4 separate regions of the Mus musculus genome follow, and regions 2, 3 and 4 are each linked to region 1. The links are chromatin loops, found by intact Hi-C in ENCODE. Cell type or tissue: left cerebral cortex. All regions are shown on one strand.

Evidence for each region. A loop is a pair of places that touch in the nucleus more often than their neighbours do. Peaks named below come from ENCODE experiments on the same cell type or tissue, not always from the same donor. Only the 100,000 strongest peaks of a DNase experiment are listed, where the experiment ranks them.
Region 2: it touches region 1 in a loop (3-fold over the local background); 3 of 42 quality-filtered maps call a loop at or near these places.
Region 3: it touches region 1 in a loop (5-fold over the local background); 9 of 42 quality-filtered maps call a loop at or near these places.
Region 4: a loop joins it to region 1, with 4 times the contacts of the local background. A loop is called at or near these places in 11 of 42 quality-filtered maps.

What each region holds. Positions count from the first base shown.
Region 1 is chr10:23,786,286-23,788,785 of GRCm38, forward strand. Rps12 (ribosomal protein S12) reads right to left here and starts at 924. Exons shown (of 6, transcript NM_011295.6): 1 at 871-924; 2 at 709-759; 3 at 479-595. The coding sequence starts at 722. LOC115487513 (a small nucleolar RNA gene) reads right to left here and starts at 258; the gene lies at 185-258. In left cerebral cortex, a CTCF peak has its summit at 1,032; a DNase peak (open chromatin) is centred at 1,055; H3K4me3 peaks cover 2,148 bases; H3K27ac peaks cover 1,314 bases.
Region 2 is chr10:22,709,634-22,712,133 of GRCm38, forward strand. It overlaps Tbpl1 (TATA box binding protein-like 1), which reads right to left. Exons shown (of 7, transcript NM_011603.5): 2 at 2,281-2,458. The coding sequence starts at 2,415. Among named protein-coding and RNA genes, the nearest start is that of Mir7663, 19 kb to the right of the region's middle. In left cerebral cortex, a CTCF peak has its summit at 986 (motif pointing left); a DNase peak (open chromatin) is centred at 949.
Region 3 is chr10:22,730,364-22,732,863 of GRCm38, forward strand. It overlaps Tbpl1 (TATA box binding protein-like 1), which reads right to left and starts at 1,084. Exons shown (of 7, transcript NM_011603.5): 1 at 753-1,084. In left cerebral cortex, a CTCF peak has its summit at 988; DNase peaks (open chromatin) are centred at 225, 1,053 and 2,038; H3K4me3 peaks cover 1,948 bases; H3K27ac peaks cover 1,830 bases.
Region 4 is chr10:22,720,305-22,722,804 of GRCm38, forward strand. All of the region lies in intron 1 of Tbpl1 (TATA box binding protein-like 1), which reads right to left. Among named protein-coding and RNA genes, the nearest start is that of Mir7663, 7.9 kb to the right of the region's middle. In left cerebral cortex, a CTCF peak has its summit at 1,297; DNase peaks (open chromatin) are centred at 651, 1,026, 1,290 and 1,589; H3K27ac peaks cover 626 bases.

The DNA of each region.
Region 1 (2,500 bases):
CAAACAGTAGAATACACGTGCATAAGCCTAATAAACCATGCATGTTCTCAAGTCTCCCGGATATAGCTAGATTTCCCCGACACCACAATATTGTCGTTTAAGTATTTGCAAACTAAATAATGATGCCCCCCCCTTTTCCATCTTCTAGCAAAACTACCGGACTATCTATCCCCACGAGCTACAGGTTTGTCAGACTAGCTGTTTCTCACCCATGAACGGGGTGAAGGGGTATCCGACAATTCAAGTCATCATGCAAACACTGTAGCTTTACAAAACTACTGCTCGTCATCCCCGATCCACACAGCAACCCACACATCCTAAGTGGGCTAGAGTTGATACCTTTTCCTAGGTTTCCTGCTGGCCGGATGACATTCAGAACTTTTGTGCTAACAGCATGAACTTCACGCTCTCTTCCCTTGGCTGCTGCAGTCTTTGTTCCGGCTGCAACACCCCACAGTATTGAGACTGAGACACGTACTTGTCTAAGGCTTTGGCAGCTTCGCGTATGCCACGTGCTAGGCCATCGTGGATGAGGGCGGTCTTCAGCACCTCTTGTAGAGCAGTGTTGACGTCCATTACACCTCCAGCAGCTATGCTGGAATGCAGACAGAGACGTTAGGACCCTCGGCAGGCTAGGGATGGGGAACTAGCATGGAGAAAAGCCCAGACCAGCGCCGCCCGCGGGAGGCCCACGCCCCACTCGCTCACCCTTCCTCGGCCATGGCGGTGAATCACGGGTGACGCCGAATCTTGAACGCACTGAAAGACAAAACATCAGTAAATCGCCCGTTAAGACCCAAGTACTTCACTTTTGAAGCCAAGGCGCAGTAGACACGCTATCGCCGGCGCACGAGCTGGGATCACACTCACCCCGAGCTTCCGCCTCCGCGCAAGTCGGCGGCGGCAGGGGAAAAGGCCGGCGGTGGCCGCATGACGGTATTTAAGCGCTCCGCTCGACTTCTGTGCGCATGTGCAACTCCTCCCACTAAAGAGGTGGCTCCGGTGGTGCCGTGCCTTAGGAGTTTCCACTTCCGCCTTTAGGAGCGTCCGTGGTAAGAACGCGGCTGGATTTCTAGCAGGCATCGCAGCGGGCAGCCTTTGCCCAGGGGGCGTGGACCACAGAGGTCCCACGATCCGCTCCTACGGAACACGAGAGGAGCCAAACTACTGCCGTTTTCTTCGCTGCTGAATTACTTTGTTTTAAGCAGTTTTTCCACGTCTTATCGTGAAGTTTCCTGTTGCCAATACTGGCCGATTAGGCTGAGTGTGTCCACATTTTGGTCCTTTGGTTTTTAGCCTCTCTGAGTGGCTGTGATTTGTGTATGATCACAAACCCCACTGCTTTGCAACGTGTTTAAGCAGACCTTGCGGCCAGGTCAGATCCCGGTCTGAATGCAACCGGTTCTGAATGAACATTTAGGTAATGACCCTAGTTTTTTTCCCGAGTCGCAGCTTCGCAGACACTGGATCCCTGAGGTACATGTTAAACTCTCACTGTGGATCTGTCACTAAATTCCACCGAGGATTCGGCTACCAGGAGTGGAACTCCAGAATCTTAAAGCCAGTTCCCGCCTACGCCGACAAATGCATTTTAATTTCGAAGGAATCACTCGCTCTTCTACTTCCAAAGCAAATACACAAGACATCTCTCTCAGAAGATATCCCCGAAGCCAACCAGAGCTTCTGATGGCCAACCTGGTGGATACAGTGATCATTGTCGGGCTCATGAATTTCATGAGGATATAAGAAAGTTGATGGAAGTTTTAGCTTTTCCAATAAACGTTTGGGTTTCACCCCTAAAGCCTCATGCTTGCTTCCTTACCCCTGCAATTCAAAAAAGTATTTAATAGGTGGTTAGTTTCTGTGGGCGTATTTCTGCCAGTGTCTATGGTGCTGTTTTAAAGATGAGAGACGGCGGACACTTAAAAGTCTGCATTTTAAAAGATAAAGCTAGTATTTTAGCCAAAGAGTAACATACCAGAATGCCACGGTGCTGGGGAGTGGAGATGATGTGGGAACGCAGGGGATTTGGAGTTTATGGCAGCATTTAAAAGAGGTTTTAACTAGAGTTCCAGCCAGGTAAGTGCAGGAAGAATATTCAGACAGGAAGAGAGAGCAGGAAGGCACACGTGCCTTTTGGCTGTTTTGGAAGTGATTTTGAAACATTACACAGTCGGAAAAGAATGTGGTTAAGTAGAGTTTAAGTAGTTTCCTTAGTATAAGGCTATTAAAAGTTAATGTGTCAAACCATACATAAGTTGCAAGACTTTCATCCCAGCACCTGAGAAGCAGAGGCAGGTGGATAGCTGTGAGTTCCAGGCTACCAGGAAGACAATGTCTAAAGCAAAAAAAGGAAAACATTTAAGTGTTAAGCATATTAGAGTTCTCTTCCCGGAAGAAAAGTCTCACAGAAGAGACTAGATGGTAAAATTGGAAAATAACTACTGCATTTAAATACTAAGAAGAAACAGCTGAGTCCTTTCAGCTTGGTGCCTAAGTT
Region 2 (2,500 bases), 1.1 Mb before region 1:
AAAAGGTCTATACACGACTCTCCCTGCAGAGGTCTTTCCTTGCTCCGTCATGTGCACATCATCACAGTACCATACAATGCAGGCTGAGGAAGATGATGTTCAAACTAAAATAAGCTGTCAAATTTCAGATGCGAAACCGTGAAATGACATCATCTGACACTTAGCTATTACTTGCCACCTCAAGACTGTCAGCTTAAATTCTTATTGTACTTTGCTTTTCTGATGGAGGGCGTCTCTTTAGGTAGCCCAGACTGGCCAACAATGCATGATTCTATACTCTGTGTGAGGACTACAGTCGTGTGTTTTGGCACCTGACTTTCTGTGTATTCTTCTTATTTTTATTTATTTATTTATTTGTTAAGGGAAGATGTTATTACTAACACATTAAAAAAAATCTTAATTGGCCAATGAGATTTTGGTTTTGTTGAATTCACCTCATTCTTGAGTTTCTAGTTCTAAAAACTGGAGATAATTTACCTAGGGTATACAGGCACTTAGGTTTTTAGAACTTAAATTAAACCTTCAGATACATCCCTAACTTAAAAAAAAAAATCTTTCGTGTTTGAAATGTAAATAAAGAAAATATCTAATAAAATATTTATTACAAAAAAACTTTTGTGTGTCTATGACATATACATGAATGTTCATACGTATGTGTGTGCAGGCACACACCGTCCTGTGACGCACTGGCTGGGCCATGTGCCCCAGGAATTCCATCTCTGCCTGTCTCCCACAGGAGAACAAGCAGCACCGCTCGTACCTGGGTTGTCACATGGTTCTGAGAATCCCAGTGCACCAAGACTGTGCAACAAGCGATTTGCCCACGGAGCCACCTCCTTGGTGTCTAGACCCTATCTAGTGCTAGGTCTCCTACGGCAACTCCTCAGTGCACCGTGGAGCCTCAGCACTCAGCCTTGCTCTCTCTTTCCTCCCTACTCCCACGTCAGTGTGCTTTCTCTCCTCAGTCTTCCCCCTGCTGGGCTAAGTATGTATGTAATGTCTGTTAGAGGAAGGATGCGATGCTTGCTGTGCTGAGTCTGGCTTACTCCCCTTCACTGCATGTAACAATGACATGCTCAGCGTGCATGTGTCAATTTTCTTTGTCCTCTCATCTGAGGACACCTAGCTTGACTCTGTCCCACCTGTCTCAGAGGCTGAGTTTACAATCCCATCAGCAGCGTGTATATAAGGGGCCACATCCCTGCAGCCGCAGTGCTTTGAATGAGAATGCTCTCCATAGGCTCATAGGTTCAAATACTTGTCCTCAGCTGGTGGCACTGTTTGGGAAGGAATAGGAGCTGTGGCCCTGGAGGAGCTGTGTCACTGGGGTTTGAGGTTTCAGCAGCCCAGGCCATTCCCAGTGTCAGTCCCCCTATGACCCTAACTCTGCCACACGCTTGTGGATCAAGATGTGAGCTCTTGCTACTACTGCCTGCCTGCCATGCCTGCCTGCTGCCATGCTTCCCACCAGAACTGCCTGAAACTATAAGCCCACAATAAACTCTTTCTTCTATAAGTGACAGAAAAGAAACTAAGACACTAGTCGCTGTTGTTCCCTTTTCTCTACGAGCCATGTGGACTAGGGTGACTTTTATTTTGCATTTCCCATGTTTCTACTGTTTCCTGGCTGCATTTTTCAACATGTACTTTATCAAAGCCAAATGCATATCCACTGTCAATATAGCTGACATCAAATCACTAACATTTTGTTACTTATTAATAACACTAATGCTTTTAAATAGATTAAAGAGGTTTAATAAAACAAAATCTTACACGTAGGTTAAAACACGAATCACATTCTTTTTTTTTTTGTTTGTTTTTTTTCGAGACAGGGTTTCTCTGTATAGTCCTGGCTGTCCTGGAACTCACTTTGTAGACCAGGCTGGCCTCGAACTCAGAAATCTGCCTGCCTCTGCCTCCCGAGTGCTGGGATTAAAGGCGTGCGCCACCACACCCGGCACGAATCACAACTTATTTTATTTAGCAACTTATTTTTAAAAATATAACTTAGCTAACTAAAAAGGAACAGGAAATTTACATACAACAGAATTAAAGTAGGGTTTGAACTAGGGTATACAGCCACCAAGATGCAAAGTCAGTCCTATCTCTTATCTGTACCTGTAATCTCCAGGAGAAGGGCCATTTCTACAGGGCTCCATGCTGCCCAGTTACACCTAGCATAACAAGGTGCTCACAATTCATCTGCACAATACAACAGTACCACTCAAAGCATGGTCAGATCAGGCTAGAGAGTGCACACACTGAAACTCAGACACTTACCCCAACATCACGCTTATAAATTACATTTGCTCCCTCCAAAGCAATCTTCCTTAAGTTCAAATGGCATCTTGTTCTAAAAACACAGACTACATTTGTAATTAAAATGTCCAATGCAACATCACTGTCTGCATCCATTGGGGTAGTTTAGAAACTTGGTTCCCACCACGAAGATCACATCCTGGGAGAGAAAACAAAATAGTCACTGAAATTTTATGTTCTG
Region 3 (2,500 bases), 1.1 Mb before region 1:
ATTCTTCTTAACCACAAGTATGCCAAGCTCACACTAGTCACTGCCAGTCTCGCTCTGCAGGTGACAGATGCAGTAAAGCTCACAGATGTGGACTGGCTGCAGCTTGACACTCGGTGCAATGTACACCCTGGCAGAGCCTGCAGATGCACAGCTAGCTCAGCAAAGGGAGTGTTTTCTATTTCAGTCATTTCCCATTTTATATACTTCTAGGACCCGTCCAGACGATTATGAAGCGATTACCGCCCCCCACCTTCCCACCTCTCATCCCTGCTCAACCCTATTCACAATTCATTTCTATCTTCCCGCGTTCCAGATCCTTCTTGCCGAAGCTTAATTCGGCCACTACTATTATTATAGAGTGGGGCTCCCGGCAAGTGCCAGAAGCGAGAGGCGCCGGCGCCGCTATTTAGGGGAGCCTTCGCGCAGCTGCTCCAAGTTTTCCGAGAAGCCACCGACCCCTCGCTTAGTGTCACGGTCCCTCTTTCCCCCGGGAGCGGGCTCCAGAACCCGGTCCATCCCTGCCCGCCTTCCACCGCGAGGCAGGCGCGCCCCACCCCCACCCCGTTATCCCTACTGGGATGCCCGAGCCGCTTGGCCCGTCCTCTCCACTAGCCGGTGGCCCGCGGCGCTCCCGTGCTCGGGTCCCCGCCTCGCACAGCTTCCCCGCAGCCCAACCGGCGCGGAGACGCCCCGCGGCAGCTCCAGGCCCCGCGGGCCCCGCACCCCCATCCCCGGACCGCCGACGGGGTTACCGTGGGAAGACGGGGCGGTCGTAAAGGACACGGCGGCAGCGCTGCTGCTGGTTGCGTCGGACGCGGAGAAGAAGCTGGAGGACAAGGATGAAGATAAAACGGGTCCGCTCCCCAGTCTCCATGGAACTCCCGCCCAGGCCCGTTGCTAGGAGCCCCCCAAGGCTCGAGCTCGGTTTCTCGCTTTGTTGTTCCGGGTACAGGGCGGCCGCCGCTTCCCCCGCGACAATAAATAGACTAGACGCACGGGGGCATAGAGGCGGCACGAGGCGGCTAGAGCGCCGCCGGACCCAGGAGCTCCGGGGATCCCGGCTAGCCACTCACTTCCGGTTCTCGCTGCTCCCCTCTCCGCCCCAACCCCTAGCTCCTTCCGCCTTCCCGAAGCCGCTGGCGAAGTCCTCCTCCTGCCCGCGGGCTGGGCGAGGCGGAAGTGGCCGGAGGGCGCTGGGTACCCGGGCTGCGCTTCCCTGAGCTCGCCCGCCCGGGGTGGATTTGAAGCCCCCGGTTTATTTTCCAGCTCCTCGTTGGCGAGCAGCATGACACAAATGGGCTTTCATTTTCCTGTAAACCAGAACTGTGCCTGGCACCCAACCGCCTGTACCGACGAGCTCAGCTAGCAGCCACTGGGCCCTTAGTCGTGACCCCGGGGTGACGGGGATCCCGGCCTTACTCATCGAGGGCCCCCGGCGGCGTGGCGGGAGCAACAGGGCTAGCAGGACGCTGGCGACGCACACTCGCTGGCTTGAACGGCCGCACCGGGCGGAGTGCGCCCTCGGGATGGCTTGGGCCGTGCTGCCCGAGGAGCGAGGCTCATAACGGCCGGAGCGCAGCCGCCCGCGCGACCCAGCTCTTGCCCTTGTGGGCTCGCTCTGGCCGGTGGTGGAGGCCAGCGGGTTAAAGGTCACGTGAGCCGTTTCCTTAGGTGGCTTGGCCTCTGACTGGAGCCACTTGGCCTTTTGAGAATGACTTAGACTGTCATCACAGGGTTTAGACGTGCACACCTAGTAGGGAAGTTTAAGTATTTGAGGGATAGCCAAGGATGCCTCTTTATCTCTCCTCCCTACTCTTAAAGTGTGAAAACGCGCGCACAACACACACACACACACACACACACACACACAGCGCACTCGAACGTTTTAAAGCCCTGAAGGACAGATTTGCTTCAGTTCTCACTTTTATTTATTTATTTTTTTGAGCAATATTAAATAGGTGTACTTTGTGTGGGATAGGACGAACAAGAAGCTGGGTGAGAAAGTCATGCCTATGGTGACTGATTTTGACAGATTTAGAAGGGATGGCCCTGAGAGGAGAGGAAAAGAGGATGTTGTGGTCTGGCTACACTGGGGCTGGCTACACTGGGGCGTGGAGGTGTTAATAGGAATAGGGCATGGCGAGTATAGCTAGGAGAAAGTGACAAGATAAAGTTGGAGGGGAACGAAGACCCAAACTCATCTGCACCTTGCAGACAGGAGTTTGGATTCTCTCCCAAATGGAGAGCAACGGGGTATGGTTTAAAAAACAACAACAAAAAAAAAAAAAACAAAAAAAAAACAAAAAACAAAAAACCGATAACCAGAAAAAGCTCTATTTTTAGGGGCTACTGCCCTGTTTAGAAGGCAATTTTACAACAATGGCGACTGATTCTAAGGTCTTTGATACTTTCCTTCAGGCAGCCCAGCAGGATACCTGGAAAGTGCCCTCTACTTTGGGCTGCCTTTTGTTATAGCCAAGGAGCCTTCCTTATAGAATTG
Region 4 (2,500 bases), 1.1 Mb before region 1:
ACTACTAAGTTCTGTGACTCTTAGAGAGCCCTGACTAATACACATGAACTATTAAGACTTGAAGGGGAGGCCAGCATGGAGAGTGGGAAGAACTATAGGGAGAAAACTGCAGAGGGAGAGTGGGTCAAACTGTGTCATGTTTGCTATTTATCCCAGTTGTGGTGATAAGCTAGAAGAGTGGGGGTGGGGAAGGACATAGACATAAATAACTACCACTCTGCAACAGGAGGGCTGGAAGATGAGATTGGTAAGGAAACCTATCAGCAGTCTAGGTAAGAGTAGACCAGAGTAGCACTGGGTGACAAAGAAAAGCTCAAGAGACAGGATAACAGGACTTTGCAATAGATTCAGGGAAGAGAAATGTGGAAATGGAGGTGATATTAGGTCTCTGGCTAAGGCTCTCATTTTCTAACACCAAAAAAAAAAGGCCTTGGATTGCTCAGGACAACTTGTTTGGAACATTTTTAGCTCCCAAATTAAAAATTGAGCAAGGAGATCTCTTAGTACTACTCAATTGTCGTTGTGAGACATCCAGAGTGCAGGAGACTACTCAGTAAAGCAATCTCTTATGAGCCATATGATGGGGAGAAGCAGAGAGGAGCTGCTGAACAGGTGCCTCAGTGTCCCCATGTGTAAAACACAGCACAGAGTGCATGCTTGGCACTGCACTTGTACACAGTAAGCATTCAGATTCAGCTATTCTTACTGTTACTATTATTATCATCTTTTCTTCCTCTTCCATGAGCAGAGAAATGTTCAAAAATGGAAAAGGTTTCTGGTGATTCATTACAGTCTTCAAGCTTTGGAACACAAGAATACTTCCTGTGTCTTTAAGTTTAAAAGCAAGAAGTAAAATAACGCATAAAATTTGATGTACCTGATCAATAAAATTAGTATGGTGGGAATATAGATTTAGCCACAAATTTAAATATAACTGCAGCCTTAAATAAGACTATTTTTAATCAAAACCCTTGGTGGCTACTGACTGGTCAGCCTGGGACTGAGATGGCTGGCAGAGGAGCAGCTGTGCGGGGATGAGAGCAGGAGCAGCAAGGGCTGAGCGTGTGGACTGCACGTTACCAACTGATTGCTTTGCTCAATTTCACTTAGGTCCCCACAGAAGCCAGAAAGCTATATATACTACAAGTATAGACATTCAATTTGAAAATTAAGCTTTAAATACTCAATATATTTTAAGGTGCTACTTCTCTTGGGTGGGTCATCTTCCACAGGTCTCTATCCTCACTGATTACAGACTGTGGTTTGAAACACCAAGACGGGTGGGTTGGCGCACACCTGTAGTTCCAGTAACCAGAAGCTAGAGGGTTGCTTGGAGTTGAGGCCATCCTGGGCTACAGGATGAGTTCCAGGTCACCCTAGGTTACAGAGTGACACCATAGCTTTTCATAGTCTTGTCTCCTCCTTAAATCAGACATCCTTATTGAAGTCTAATGTAGCCCCTCAGAAATTAAATTAATAGTTCCAGCAGTTATGGATTCCCTAAAACTGTGGGAAGACAAACATCTCTACGTGCTAGAGGAGGATGCTGTTTTCTTCCTATTTTAAATATGTCACGAATCTTAGACGCTCCTCCTGGAGTGTTCTGGGCTTCAGTTGCTATCTATGAACTTCACGGCTGGCTCCTATGTCAACCTATCAGAGACTTAATTTCACATTTCCACTGTCTACTAGGTTAAAACAACTCACTCAAGTCAAAGCCCCACAATTCCACAGGAGCACTGGAGCTGCTTCTACTACTGTCAAGTGAATGGAGTGGAGTCACTCATGACATCCCCAAATCTCTCAATCTTAGACATGTATGTACATGTCAATCTCACTCATGTATGGCACCCCAGCACGCTGGAGGCTGGGGGTGAGGACTCTGGTTGGTTTAAGGCTAGCTTGAGCTACCTAGAGAGCTCCAGGTTAGCCTGGGCTCAAGTGAGACCTACGCCACCCCTCTCCACAAAGCTTCAGAACCCTCCTTCATCTATCACTTTCCCTCTGATACTCAGCTAACTTCAAATGTAGCTTTATTTTCTGTGTCCAAAGCAAGAATTATTTTTAAGCTTTCTTGCACATCATTACGGCAAGAGCTCTCCTACTACAACTTTTCTGTTTGCTGTCTCCAATATCAAACAACTACTAGAATTCTCTTTCTAACTGTACTATATCCCTACTTTAAACAAATGAACAGACATACAGCAAACTCATGGCTCTCTTAGACAAACAGAATAGGCTCTAATGTGCTTGGCTCGAAGTGCTGTGTGCTTCCCATCCCCTTTTGCGTTTATAGCTGATTTACTTGAAACCCACCCTTACACGTCTGCTTTACAGCATACCACTCGAAAGAGAGGATCCCTTTCTGCTTGTCCCCATTCCTTCAGCAAACAAACTCTTACTCCAACTGCACATTTCCTGTGTAACTGCAGCCAACCAAGCCCTGTGGGTCTGCAAGGGAGGATCGAACCTCTTAGCAGTTAAGTCTAGCAAAAACCAG